Linked DNA regions of Homo sapiens: region 1 is linked to region 2. The links are chromatin loops, found by intact Hi-C in ENCODE. Cell type or tissue: gastrocnemius medialis. All regions are shown on one strand. Each heading gives the region's core, and the rest is flanking DNA. Links, peaks and the distances in the headings are about the cores only.

Region 1 (7,012 bases), core at 1,562-4,061, 160 kb before region 2:
ACATGTGAAAATCACATGAAACCCAAATTTGGAACATAGCCACCCTCACTCATTGACACATTGTCCATGGCTGCTTTTGTGCTGCAGGGCAGAGTGGCATATGCGGTTATGAACTGGGACCCCCCAAAACTGTGCTCAAATCCTAATACCCCATCCTGTGGGCACGGCCTTGTTTGGAAATAGGGTCCAATAGCTGCGAGGCCTTGTTTGGAAATAGGGTCCAATAGCTGCGAGGCGTGAGTTCATGTGGTTTTCAGTCTCGCAGTGTGTGATCATTTGCCGTAGCCACCTTGGGAGACTAACAAACCTGCAGTTCCTGAAGGATTCACCATCCTTCTGTTGAGGAGGAGCATTTGTTGGCTTCTGTCTCACAAGAAGGATCTGTCTCTTCATAATTCCACGATTTCGCTCCTAGGTGGTCTGTTCCAGAGTTCTCTGCATGCTTAGTGCGTGCATTGAATGCCTGCACGGGATCCTGGAGCACAGTACCTGCCCACTGAATATCAGCTTCCATCTTCGGTACTATGAGGAGAAAATACCTGCTCTCTTAGGATTGGGTTTAATATCAAGTTGAGCATATGGCTCTTTGTTTGTAGAAGGCTTGTATATTCGATGCTAACGTTGTCACTGTTCTCTTTTGAAGGCTCTCTATGAGAACATGCTGGTGGAGCTGCCCTTTGCAGGCTTCTTTCTTTCCAAGTTGCTTGGAACCAGTGCCGACGTGGACATTCACCACCTCGCCTCCCTAGACCCTGAGGTGTATAAGAATTTGCTCTTTCTGAAGAGCTACGAAGACGATGTGGAGGAGCTTGGGCTGAACTTCACTGTGGTGAACAATGACCTGGGAGAGGCGCAGGTGAGGGGTCAGGAGGAGGATTCACATACCTGTATAGCAAGTAGCAGCATCTCCTTGTGTGTGGAAGTCCATTTGTGTTACAGCGTTTGACTTCCGCACATTTTAGTTAGAATGACTGTGGCTGTGAGTTAGACGTCGAAGCATATAGCTCCAAAGCACCTTAGCCCTGGCGTCTGAGCTGAGTGCAGTTCCTGCTCCCACGCATGAAGCCTGTTCCTGCCCGGCAGCCCCTCCTGCGGAGCTCCACTCTCGAGGCTGCGGCCCAGGCTTGCTGCTTGTCTGGCTCTTCCCGGTGCTGGGGGTGGCCGTTCAGCAGCTTCCCGGCAGGACCCCTTGCTTAGTCCTCACTCCTTGCCCGCTCAGAGCCACCTCAGCTGCTCCAGCACTGTCTAGGGGGTGTGTTCATTACCCATCTGGTTACTTTTGTTACTTATATCCTTTTTAAAAAAGAAAAAAGAAAGGTCTATATTAGAGATTCAAACTGATTTTCTTAATAACAGCTTTATCAACATGTAACTCACATACCATAAAATCTGCCCTTTTTAGTACATGATTGAGTGGTTTTTAGTATATTCGTAGAGGTGTGCAGCCATCATCACCCTAGCCAATGTTAGCACATTTTCCTCGGTCTACAGAGCAACCGTGCACCCATTAGCAGGCTCCCCCACCTCCCGCAGGCAGCCACCAGTCCACTCTGTCTCTGCATGGGCCTGCTGTGGACACTTCACATCGATAGAGTCTTTTTTTTTTTTGAGATGGAGTTTCACTCTTGTTGCCCAGGCTGGAGTGCAGTGGCGCAATCTCGGCTCACCACAACCTCCACCTCCCGGGTTCAAGTGATTCTCCTGCCCCAGCTTCCCGAGTAGCTGGGATTACAATGCGCCACCACGCCCAGCTAATTTTTGTATTTTTAGTAGAGATGGGGTTTCTCCATGTTGGTCAGGCTGGTCTCGAACTCCCGACCTCAGGTGATCTGCCTGCCTTGGCCTCCTGAAGTGCTGGGATTACAGGCGTGAGCCACCGTGGCCGGCACGACAGAGCCTTTTACGTGGTCTTCCTTCACTTGTAGTTGCATGGATCAGGACTTCATTCCTTTTCTGGCCAAATGATATTCCATTATATGGATATACCACAAGGTCTTTACTGGTTGATGGACATTTGGGTTGTTCCTATGTTTGGGCTAATAAGAATATTACTGTTATAAACATCCACATACAGCATACTAAAATAATTATTAATGAGTTAGTAACATCTGGGATTTGCTTCAAATACACTCTGTGCATCCATAATCTGAAAATCCAAAATGTTCCAAAATCCAAAACTTTCTGAGTGCCAACATGAAGCTCAAAGGAAATGCTGATTGGACCATTTCAGGTTTTTGGATTAAGGACTCTTACTGATAAGTATAATGCAAATATTCCAAAATTTGGGGGGAAAAAATACAAATCCAAACACTTCTGGCCCAAGTATTTCACTCAGATAAGGGATACTGACCCTGTGTGGTGAGAACAGGGGCAGGAAGTGGGGCTATCAGTTCCAGAGACTGGCCGGGAGGTGTGATGCCTGATGAACTGGCTGTGTGGGGTTGGGAGCTCATACACTGTTCTGTCTACTTTAGCATATGGGGCTTTGTTGTTGTTGTTGTATTGTTTTGAGACGGGGTTTCACTCTGTCACCCAGGCTGGAGGAGTCTAGTGATGGCATCTCGGTTCACTGCACCCTCAGCCTCCTGAGTAGCTGGGATTACAGGCGTACACCACCAAACCTGGCTAATTTTTGTGTTTTTTGTAGAGATAGTGTTGCCCTGTGTTACCCAGGTTGATCTCAAATTCCTGAGCTCAAGCGATCCTCCTGCCTCAACCTCCCAAAGTGCTGGGATTACAGGCATGAGCCACCATTCCTGGCTAATTTTTGTGTTTTTTATAGACATGGGTGTCTCCCTATGTTGTCCAGGCTGGTCTCAAAGTCCTGGGCTCAAGTGATCCTCCTGCCTCAGCCTCCCAAAGTGCTGGGATTACAGATGCAAGCCACCATGCCTGTCCAAGAGCCATATTTATTTGGTTACAACTTATTTAGTTGCTTTTGTTTCTGCATATTTTTCCATACCATAGAGCTGAATTTTCACCAATGCAAAATTTAGATAATTTGGCGGGGGGGCTGTTACTGTCATTAGGAAGTACTCGACATCCAGTGATGTCGCTTGCTGCTAGGTCTTGCACCACCTAGTGGCCTGATTTCTAAATGGCATAAAAGCCTTCGGACGGTGAGTGTTGTGGTGACCTGCCTGAGGCCTTTGCTAATGCGAGTATTTCCCATTTTTCCTTCTGAAATAAATGTTAATAGTGAAACGTCGCATATGCAAGAATTCCATTAAAGCACTGCCGATAATACTGGAATCTGTTAAAAGCAAAAGTGTGAAGTTAAGATGTTCCAGTTATTCATAGAGATTCCCACTGAGTTAAAAAATTATAGATAATGTATGAGAATAATTATACTAAAGAGCCTAATGAGAAAAATTAAGAAATTCACTAGTGAAGCACCTAATTTAGAGGGAGATCTTAAGGATTTCTGTAGAAATAAATAGGTAGTCCTCCTTACAAGTTTTTAAGTTTATAAAGTATGATTTAAAGACTTGTAATATGCAAATACTTTATTGTGTCAGCAGGTTATGTTAATTAATCATCCCTTTTAAAATATGGTGCTGCTCTCAAATTTGTTTTTTTCAGTGTAATCAATTTGGCTGTTAATCTGTTTAATAGTGACCATGAAATTTTAGACGACTAATTTACATAGAACTCTTTCTAGCAGAAAATGCTAAGGGTTTAAGAAGGACCCACAAATAATCATCTGTTAGGTAGAAAAGATTGGACTTGAGTCACGACACCTTGGTTCAGGTCCTGGTTTGGCCGCTTTTCTGTGAGGCTTAAGGAAGTCACAAGACCCCTTCCTCATCTCAGACGGGTGTGAGTGCCGGAGGATGAAATGAGCTAATGGAAGTAGGTCATGTATGGTGGTGTCTTGTGGGGCTTTATGGATTCCAAGTGAAAATAGACTTTCTGGAGGAGCAGAAAGGACAGCTCTTGGTATCTTGCTGTCCTGAGAACTGCTCCAGTTAAATATATTTGTATTTAGAGGAAATTTTAAATATGTCCCTCAGATCTGAAATTTAGCACTTATGTGACATGATTTTTAAGTACACATAGTTGTTTAGGCTTAGCCTGAGAGAGAATTTTAAATTAAAAGTAGTGTAACCGTTTAAAAGTTATTAGAGGGGCTGGGCGCAGTGGCTCACGGCTGTAATCCCAGCACTTTGGGAGGCCAAGGCAGGCAGATCATTTGAGGTCAGGAGTTCAGACCAGCCTGGCCAACATGGTGAAACCCTGTCTCTACTAAAAATACAAAAAACTGAGCCGGGCGTGGTGATGTGCACCTGTAATCCCAGCTACTCGGGAGGCTGAAGCACAAGAATCTCTTGAACCCAGATGGTGGAGGTTGCACTGAGCCAAGATTGCTCCACTGCACTCCAGTGTGGGTGACAGAGTGAGACCTTGTCTCAAAAAAAAAAAAAGTTATAGAAATGTCAGTTTTCTCTGATCAGGCAAGGTAATTGGGAGCCTTGGAAGTTCCTTTAACTGATAACTTCACTGGTCCTTTGTCTTCCAAATCATACAAGTACATCATCATTTATTACCTGCCTCTAATCCATTTAAAGGAAGGGGTGGTATTTTATACATTGAAATATAATAGCTAGCCTCCTGAGGCTTGGTTAACAGATGGACTGTCAGCTGAGTACAAGCAAAGGAATTAAGATAATGAACACAATCTTTAATCAGAATGAAGACAATGGAATTGAAAGCCCATTCTTAGGCTTGATGGTTCCAAACCTTAGGAAGTGAATTATTGAGAATAATTGTATCATCCTTTAAAATGTGAAACGTTAAAAGAAGCAGATCTGGTAAGTTGAACGTTCAAGTTCAATTTGAACATTCTGTATAAAATGAGAACCAGCAAACGAGTCTCCTATAACCATCAGCTGTAGGATGACTTAAGTCAGGCTCTCTAGCACATTTGTGAAACAATCTTTCTGTAAATGGTAAGAGACTGGGACATCAGTGCCATTGCCCAGAGGCAGCAGTCTTGTCTGTTACTCTGGGAATATTAAAGCTACCAGGAAAACTGAAGGCTGTGAAAAGAAAAGAATGGAAAGGTAGGGAAGTTGAAATGTCTTTGTTCATTTATTTTGGGCTTATTTTATATTTTCATTGTCCACAGTATAGGTTGCCCTCATCTAACCCCAGGAATGCAGTTGGGGTGTTTTTGTTGTTTTTTTGTTTTGTTTTAGAAATACAGGTGGGGGTCTTGCTTTATCTCAAACTCCTGGGCTTAAGGGATCCTCTTGCCTTGGCCTCCCACAGTGCTGGGATTAGAGGCGTGAGCCACTATACCCGGCCTGTTTTTTTGGTTTTCTTAATAAATACTTTTTAAAAATTTTTTTATTTAAAATACACTCTTTATAAATTATGATTACATGTTTATATTGTATTTTGCTCGTGTACTGTTTTGTATTTATGAATTCATATAATCATGTAATCACAGCAATTCCAAGTCAGACAAACAAATATCACCATTTTATTAATGGCCAAAAGTTTCAAGGTGTAAAGTGACTTGTCTGTCATACAAGTGGGGGACAGTAAGACCCAGGTCTGTGTTTCCGCTGTGTTGCTTTTCTCATGAGCACTCTTGTGGTGTTTATGGGAGCTCCACGTTATACCTGCAAATTCTGTGAGTATAGCCACGTACTAATAAAAAGTGTTCTTACTCACTCTGTTTATATACATAAGAAATTGGCTGATCTGTTATCACTGATCGTTACCACCACCCTTTGTATCGTAATTAAAGTGCTTTATAGTAATGGCATTGTGGAAGCACACAGGTAAGTGTGTGCTGCTTATATGGATGAAAATGAGAAATCACTTTACTACAGCCTTTGCGTTTCCTCCAGAATGAGTCGCTTTTTCTCTTCTGACTTAACGGTGATTGTTTGCTTCATGTCTTTGCCCTCTGTGATTTCTCATTTTTGTTTAAGTAAAATTGCCATGGTGACATTGCTGCACAATTCCCTAGTGCTTCGGAGGAAACATGGATGGTTAGTGATCTTAAAGACAGAGTAAGGTGCTGGGCTTCGGAGACTCTTCCTGGAGGTGCATCTTGGCATCTGCACAATGCTGTGCATACTCGGGTACTATTTCGTATTTAGATTCTTGTTCACAAAGCATCAAGTCCTATTTCCTTAAAACATTTGTTTCTTGCTTTTTTTTTTAACCTATTATCATACTTTGAGGATTTTGAGATCCTTACGTTTTGTATTCCCAGGTAGTTGAACTAAAATTCGGTGGGAAAGACATCCCTGTCACCAGCGCCAACCGGATTGCGTACATCCACTTGGTGGCAGACTACAGGCTGAACAGGCAGATCCGCCAGCACTGCCTGGCTTTCCGCCAGGGCCTTGCCAATGTCGTCAGCCTCGAGTGGCTCCGAATGTTTGATCAGCAAGAAATTCAGGTACCCTACCTGCTGACTTTCTGGGACACGCTTGTCACAGGAAATGAACAGGCTTTCTTAAAATTTACCTCAAATGTTATTATTTGAACTTTTTTCCTTAGGTATTAATTTCTGGTGCACAAGTTCCCATAAGCCTAGAGGACCTAAAATCCTTTACAAACTATTCAGGTATGTTATCACTGCTAGTTATTGTTTCTGAAAATGTTGCAGGTGGTCATATTTCCAAAGTAATTTTTATTTTATTTTAATTAATTTATTTATTTTTTTTTTTTCAGACTGAGTTTCACTCTTGTCGCCCAGGCTGGAGTGCAGTGGCGCGATCCCAGCTCACTGAAACCTTTGCCTCCCGGGTTCAAGCAATTCTCCTGCCTCAGCCTCCCGAATAGCTGGGATTACAGGCACCTGCCACCAGGCCCAACTAATTTTTGTACTTTGAGTAGAGACAGGGTTTTGCCATGTTGGCCAGGCTGGTTTCAAACTCCTGAGCTCAAGTGATCCACCCCCCTCAGCCTCCCCAAAGTGCCAGGATTATGGGCGTGAGCCACCATGCCTGGCCTCAAAGTAATTTTTATTGTACTCTTTTGTAGGGGTAAT
Region 2 (7,012 bases), core at 2,695-5,194:
TGCAGCGAGGCCCCCTCCCACCTGCCATGCTCTCTTGCTGGCCGTGGGGCGGGCGTGGGGTGACAGGGTTGCCTGTGGTGGCCACAGGGCCATGTGTGCTTTGAGTCTGGCGCCGTCATGCTATGCATGGTGTCCATCTCCATTCAGAGACAAACACCTCCCAGGCTGGCCAGACCACTCACACCACTTCCACCTCCGTAGGCCTGAGGGAGCCGGGTCCCAGGGGAGGGCTGTGGGAGTGGCAGGAGAAGTAGCGATGTGTCTTGGGGACGTAGGCCCCAGTCATCCCAGGGGCCTACGGTGCATGGGTGGTCCCAATTTAAAACAAATAAGGAATATGGGGCCTGTGGTTTCTTATTTAAAGTAAGCCACTCTTTGGCCCCTGCACTTTTCCAGGGCAGGGTAAACCGGAACGTTGTTAGAATTGGGAACAGTCATCACCGTGGGCCACGGAGAAAGTCCACGGAACCCCACTTTCTCCATCAGCCTTCTGGTCTGCCTTCGTACTGTGAACCAGGAGTATCTGAGACCGTCTCAGTCAGTGTAGAAAGTTTATTTTGCCGAGGTTGAGGACACGCCCGTGACACAGCCTCAGGAGGCCCTGACGACAGGTGCCCGAGGTGGTCGGGGCGCGGCTTGGTTTTATGCATCTCAGGGAGACATGAGGCGTCCCTACACGCAAGATGTACGTTCCGGAAAGGTGGGACAGCTGGACGTGGGGTCGGGGGCTTCCGGGTCATAGGTGGATAAGACGAATCATTGCATTCTATGAGTCTCTGATCAGCCTTTCACTGAATACACAATCCACATATGAGAGGGGGTAGGGGAAGGGCCACGTGTGCCTTAGTCTGGCTCAGTGAGACAACAGGGCAGAGGAAGCAGTCAGATATGCGTTTGTTTCGGGGGAGCAGAGGGATGACTTTGAGTTCTGTCCTTTGTCTGCACCTGTGAAGATAAGCTGTCCACTGACATTGCCAGGGTGAAAACCCAACAACTGCTCTAGGGTAAAGATCTTGAGCCCCACGGGGAATTTCCTTGTGCACAAATTGTGAGGGAGGTGTGTGGCTTTTTTGTTTGTTTTTTTTGAGACATTGTCTCATTCCTGCTGCCCAAGCTGGAGTCCAGTGGTGCAGTCTCAGCTCGCAGCAACCTTTGCCTCCTGAGCTCACGTAAAGCGATCCTCCCAGCTCAGCCTCCTGAGTAGCTGGGACCACAGGTGTGCACCCCTGTGCCCTGCTGTAGCCACCTTCTTTAGGAATAAAATGGGAGGCAGGTGTGCCCGATGCAGTTCCCAGCTTGCTCTCTCCCTTTAGCTGAGTGATTTTGGGGTCCTGAGATTCATTGTCGTTTCACAATACCTTGTTTCCCAAATTAGCAACCAAAGAGAGCGGTTATACTTGCCCTGGGGCTTTAGGGGGAAGCGCAGCCCACCCTGTGTGGACTCGCAGCGGAAGCAGAGGCTGCTCCAGAGACTGCGGTGCCTTCCTGTCCACCCTGACCCAGGAGCCTCAGTGTTGAGTGAGGGGCACTGGCTGTTTCTTGAGGGTGGGAAGGAACACCTTTTCAGCCTACTGTGCAGGGTTTTTTTTTAAGGCAGGATTTCTGTTACCCAGGCAGGAGTGCAGTGGTGCGATCACAGCTCACTGCAGCCTCGAACTCCTAGGCTCAAGCCGTCCTCCCAGCTCAGCCCCCTGAGTAGCTTAGACTACAGGCATGCACCACTAGGCCTGGCTAATTTTTTCTTTTTTTTTGTAGAGATGGGGTCTCACTATGTTGCCCAGGCTGGTCTCAAACTCTTGGGCCCAAGTGATCTTTAGCCTCCACTTTAGCCTCCCAAAGTGCTGGGATGACAGGTGTGAGCTGCCACTTTCAGCCCTACTGTGCAGTTTTTTTTTTCTTTTTCTTTTTTTGAGACAAAGTCTTAATCTGTCAGTTAGGCTGGAGTGCAGTGGTGCGATCACAGCTCACTGCAGCCTTGAACCCCCTCGGCTCAAGTAATTCTCCCACCTCAGCCTCCAGAGCGGCTGGGACTGTAGGCGTGCAACAGCGCACTGGGCTAATTTTTGTCTTTTTTTTTTTTTTTTTTTGATAGAGATGGGGTCTGTCTTTTTTCTTTTCTTTTTTTTTTTTGGTAAGGAGTCTCGCTCTGTTGCCCAGCCTGGAGTGCAGTGGTGCAATCTTGGCTCACTGCAACCTCTGCCTCCCAGGCTCAAGCGATTCTTATGCTTGAGCCTCCCGAGTAACTGGGACTACAGGCACACGCCACCACACCCGACTAATTTTTGTATTTTTAGTAGAGACGGGGTCATGTTGCCCAGGCTGGTCTCAAACTCCTGACCTCAAGTGATCCGCCTGCCTCAGCCTCTCAAAGTGCTGGGATTATAGGCGTGAGCCACCGTGCCTGGCCCAGATGGGGTCTTTCTGTGTTACCCAAGCTGATCTCAAAGCTAAGCTGGTCTCAAACTCCTGGGCTTAAGTGATCCTCCTGCCTCAGCCTCCCAAAGTGCTGGGATGACAGGTGTGAGCCACTGTGCCAGCCTGTGCAGTGTTTTTAAAAGGATTGGTGTAACAGTAACTTGTGTGAACACATTGATGTGGTCTGGGCCCTTCCCCGCATGAAAGGACTGATGGAATCCTCAGAACTGCAGGCATGTTGAGCGCCAGAAGCAGGGTCCTTGGGTCACTGACAGGCCGGCCTTGGTGAACACGTGCTGCAGAACACTACCTCCAGGTCCTCCCACATGTGGGACGCGGCGATGGCAGAGATAAGAAGGTGATGTGGCAGGAAAATTCTGAATCATACAAGGACGTGTTGTGCAATAGCTGCGTGAGCTCTAGCAGGATGTTCGAGAGAATGTCCTGGGGGCTCTTTGCCATGGGAGAGGGTGTTGCTGTGGGAAGTGTGCTGAGTTGTGTGTTCCTCGGCCCTCTGTGTGGCGCCTGCTTCCAGGCTGTGCGTGAGGCTGGCTTGTTCCGTCCTGGGATGCTGGCAGGAGTGTGGGTCTGTGCATTCCCATATCTTGTGAGGCATGTTCTCAGCATCAGCAGCCCCAGCTCCTTCCTCCTCGTGGTGACTGGGAGGCGAATGGGCCAGGGTGCTGGGTTTCCAAGAACACCTGCCTTGCTCTCTGTGGGGATCCACAGAGAGTTCACGCAGTGGCCCTGTCAGCCCTGAACATGGAGAGCCACTGCATGTGAGGCCTTGGGGGCATGTCTGGAGAGCCTGTCATGGCGTGGAGCTCACCGTACAGTCTCCTGGGACCTTGACAGACCGCACCAGGCCACATCCTGCGCCAATTAAACCCGAACCTCAGGGCTGATCCCGTTGTGGCCAGGAGGAAGAATGGATAATGCTGGGCCTGGGAGGGACCGGGAGGCCGAGTCCGAGGCGAGAGCCATGGGGTGGTGCTTGTTCCGGTTCTCCTGCAGCCGGTCTGTCCATCCTGCCTGCTGTGACTGTTCTCCAGCCACTTTCTCTTTTTCATTTTTCTTGCTGGAAAGCTGTAGAAGGCAGTGGGGTGGGAACGCTCCATCCACAGTGCAGGTTAGAACCTTGGAGGTGATGGCTTCGCCTGGCAGTGAGGTGAACAGAGCCTCCAGCAGTGCCGGGCGTGTAGCCAGGGCAGCTGCAGCAGGAGGACGCCCAGAGCCTTGGCTCTGAACAGATAGAACCATCGAGGCCGAATCGGGCAGTCCTCCTGTTCAGACCAACTGTGTGTCCCTTTTGTGAGACAGCTGGTGACCCCTGCTGGCACATCTGTGTCCCAGCCGTGAGGCGGCCGCTCCCTGTCCATGCCGGCAGTGCACCGTGCCCACGGGAAGCTCGGTGTGGGGGTTTGGAGCAGCAGCACGCTGCGTGACTCCCCAGGTGATGCCAGGGAGATCTGGATAAGGAGGTCCACATCTCCACCTTCATCTTCTTTCCTCAAGTCACTTTTCCTGGCACCTCACTAACCATGAGGTTTCACAGGAACCTTGGGGAGTCCCTTGTGTGCTTGGCCTGGGGACACAGGACTGTGTCGGACTGCTGGGGCCAGAAGGGTTTTTCTAGAGACCAGACCCAAGCAGCTGCTGTCCACCTGCCACGTGTGCCAGCCCCAGCCTTCCTCCCAAGTGAGTGGGGGAGGGAGGCTTCTGGGTGTTGCCGGGACCTGGCCGGGGGCGGAGTGGCTGAGCTGTGCAGGAGAGGATGGGGCGCAGGCATCCACAGGAGCCAGGCTGCCCTGTGGATGTGGCCGTGGAGCCTGCACCTTTCTCCCCCAGTCACTCCAGGGCTTCTCTGAGCCCGCAGCCGGCCAGCTCAGCGGCCCGGGGTTGGAAGGAACGCAACATCCATGCCTGCCTGGCGGTCTCAGCCTCTGAGGAGACGACACAGGGAGCTTTGGACGCTGCAGGTGTCTTCAATATTCATTTTCAAAATATCAGTCTTAAGTCTCAGCGGGGCCTTTTTCTAAACAGACGGTAAATGCAAAACCTCCCCCAGAGCAGCTCTGAAGGCAGCGCGTTTCTCTTCCTCCGTGGTGGGAGGAGGCTGGGCTTTGAGGGCGGGAAGCCCTGGTCGAGGCTGGACCCGCAGCCTGGCCCTCCCCAGGCGATGGCAGCCCCGGCTGACCCACAGCGCTCTGAAGACAGGTCCTCGGACACCCGCCCAGGGGCGCGTTTTCACCTGCGGAGCAGGGGTGCGGGGAACAGCTGGGAGGTGGGGGGGGTCCCAACCGCAGCTGAGCTGGAAGTGCAGAATTTCAACTGGCAGCGAGACTGGGCTTCCCAGAGCCAGGATGAGCCAGGATGTGTGGGGTTACCCTGCCCCCATTTTCCCTCCGCGTGGAGTGGGGCGAGTGAGCGGCTCACGCTTGGCTCTGAAGCTCCCTGGGCACGGGGGGCTGTGACTGGGCCAGGCAGGGGCGGCTCTTCTGGCGGCAGTGACAGAGCTCACGCTGCATCGCTGTGCCCCGGGGAAGACTTCACAGCTATGGATATTTAGGGTCCAGTTCAGTGTGTCACACACCAGAAACTTTAAATTTTTTTCTCAAATGTTCTACTTTAGTTGGCAAAGTATAATTCTTAAAAGTCATGGCGGAGTATTGGGTGCAATCCTCCTGGAGGCAGGAACGGGCTTAGCACCGGCAGGTTCTGGTTGGCCCTTTGCTGCTGTGTGCGTGGGTCCCTTCGTCTCTCCTCTCTCCCTCCAAGGTGGGATGTGGTACCCTGGGAGCACCTGTGCTGAGTCTCTCCTTGGTGTCCAAGGGGCTGGGATGGCCCAGGGTGCACAGGTGTCCCCGGGCAGCCTGCAGATGCTTCTCGACGACACGGCCCCTTTGAGTTCGAAGGTCAGATCTGGAAGCCACGTTGCCACACAACAGCGACTTCGCAGCACTGTCGCCATGTGTCCCGCTCTCTTGCCAGGGTCCAGGCAGCTGGGAAACAGCTTGGTTTGCTGAGAAGCCACGTCCTGGGTGTCCCTGTCCCAGAGCCCTCCTCGCTCCCAGCCTGCAACTGGGGCCTGGTCGGGCGCCCTGGCATGTTTCCTCCTGCTGCAGGCGTGCTCAGGAAGTGCTGTGTGTGCATGGCGCCCGCGGGCATGGCCTGTGTGCTGGGTGCTGTTTTACTTCACTCACGTCATAGAATCGCAGACAGCAGCCCTGCCACCTGTTTGTTCTGCAGGTGAGCACGTGGAGTTCCCAAGGGGAGAACTGGCCCCGGGCTAGGTGACCCCTCTCAGCTCAACAGTTCCATGTGATGCTGAGAGATGTGCGTGCATTCTCCTGGTGCAGCCATCTCAGCAGGGGTCCTGGGGTCCCCTGGCAGGACGCGCGGGCCGGGTGTTGACAATGGGGTGTCATAGGTCAAGCCTCACAGCCTGCGTTTACGGTGCTTGGTTAAATGGTCCCCAAAATCACGTTTCTGTGTTCAAAGTGTGGGGAAATAGGATTGGGGTAGAAGGTGACATCTGAGGCCTGCGCCTCCTCTTGGGTTTGCTGAATTCCAGAAACGATGGAGCCCTGTGGGCGCCGTGCTGTGGCTTTAGGATTTTGTGAGGCTTGCCCTCCCCTCTGGGGACACACAGGCTCCAGGCTGCGAGTTGCCCAGGTCTTGGTGTTCATTGGAGATGAATTTCTGCACTTGTGTGGGGGTCTTCCTTAGGCCAGCATCACCATCGTGGTCTCCAAAGACCAGAGCCTGGCCTGAGGGGACAGCCTGAGAGCAGGTTCCTTCCTGACCTCGGAGCCCGTTCTCTCTGTTGTGGTTGAGCCACATTTGAGCTCCTGGGGGCAGGCCCTGGGCCTGGCACTCAGCACTGGAAGTGGTGTATAGGCCAGTTTAATTGGAGAAGCTCCTGAATGTCTGTCGGTCTGTCAGTCCGTTGGGTTTCAGATGCATTTCAATGGCTGAGTGCTCCTCAGTGCTTGCGGGGAAGCGAGGAGGATGGGGCCGCCCCTGGCGTAAACTCTCTGCTGTGCCACGGGAGGGGTCTGCCTTGCTTTACATCTGCGCAGGGCTCGGGGCCCGAAGTGCTGGGTGCGACAGTCGTTTTAGGCACATTTTAGAGTTTGCGGAGGGACGAGGAATCCCACCACCTGCGGCCTCGCACACTTGCTCCTGGAGCTCTGACGCAGCTGCCTCCCTCACATCCACGCAGTGATTGCCACTCAAACTTTGAGAATCACAGTGGAGAACATTCTGTGAATATTGTTTTCTTGTTTTTATTCCTCAGCGTTCAAAACATTTTTTCCATATTTCTTTTTTTTAATGCATGGCCTTCCAATGACTTTTTCTGTATTTCAAAGATTAATAAAAGCACAACTTTTCAGAGCGTTGAGAAGCCGGCCCGTCTTGGGTGTGTGTGTTGTGCGGGGCCAGAGCTGGAGCTGCACTGGAGTGGCCGGGATGGCCCTGCCTTGGGCGGGGCTGTGGCTCCCGTGGGCGCCGCCGCTGCTGCCACAGATTTATTCCAGCACGAGGCGGAGAGGGGATGTCTTCCGTGTATGGACTCAGGAGGAAATCGCCAACT

The links. Hi-C counts contacts between places; a loop is a spot of excess contacts. Peaks named below come from ENCODE experiments on the same cell type or tissue, not always from the same donor. Only the 100,000 strongest peaks of a DNase experiment are listed, where the experiment ranks them.
Region 1: a loop joins it to region 2, with 5 times the contacts of the local background. A loop is called at or near these places in 6 of 110 quality-filtered maps.

What each region holds. Positions count from the first base shown.
Region 1 is chr7:157,247,725-157,254,736 of GRCh38, forward strand. It overlaps UBE3C (ubiquitin protein ligase E3C), which reads left to right. Exons shown (of 23, transcript NM_014671.3): 19 at 644-856; 20 at 6,230-6,418; 21 at 6,520-6,586. Among named protein-coding and RNA genes, the nearest start is that of DNAJB6, 86 kb to the right of the region's middle. In gastrocnemius medialis, for the core only: a CTCF peak has its summit at 3,086 (motif pointing left); no DNase peak of the experiment used is centred there.
Region 2 is chr7:157,402,399-157,409,410 of GRCh38, forward strand. The region is part of intron 8 of DNAJB6 (DnaJ heat shock protein family (Hsp40) member B6); the gene reads left to right. Among named protein-coding and RNA genes, the nearest start is that of DNAJB6, 69 kb to the left of the region's middle. RefSeq lists enhancers at 1-90, 3,463-4,132, 5,989-6,988, 6,989-7,012. In gastrocnemius medialis, for the core only: a CTCF peak has its summit at 3,757 (motif pointing left); DNase peaks (open chromatin) are centred at 2,873 and 3,693; H3K27ac peaks cover 2,358 bases.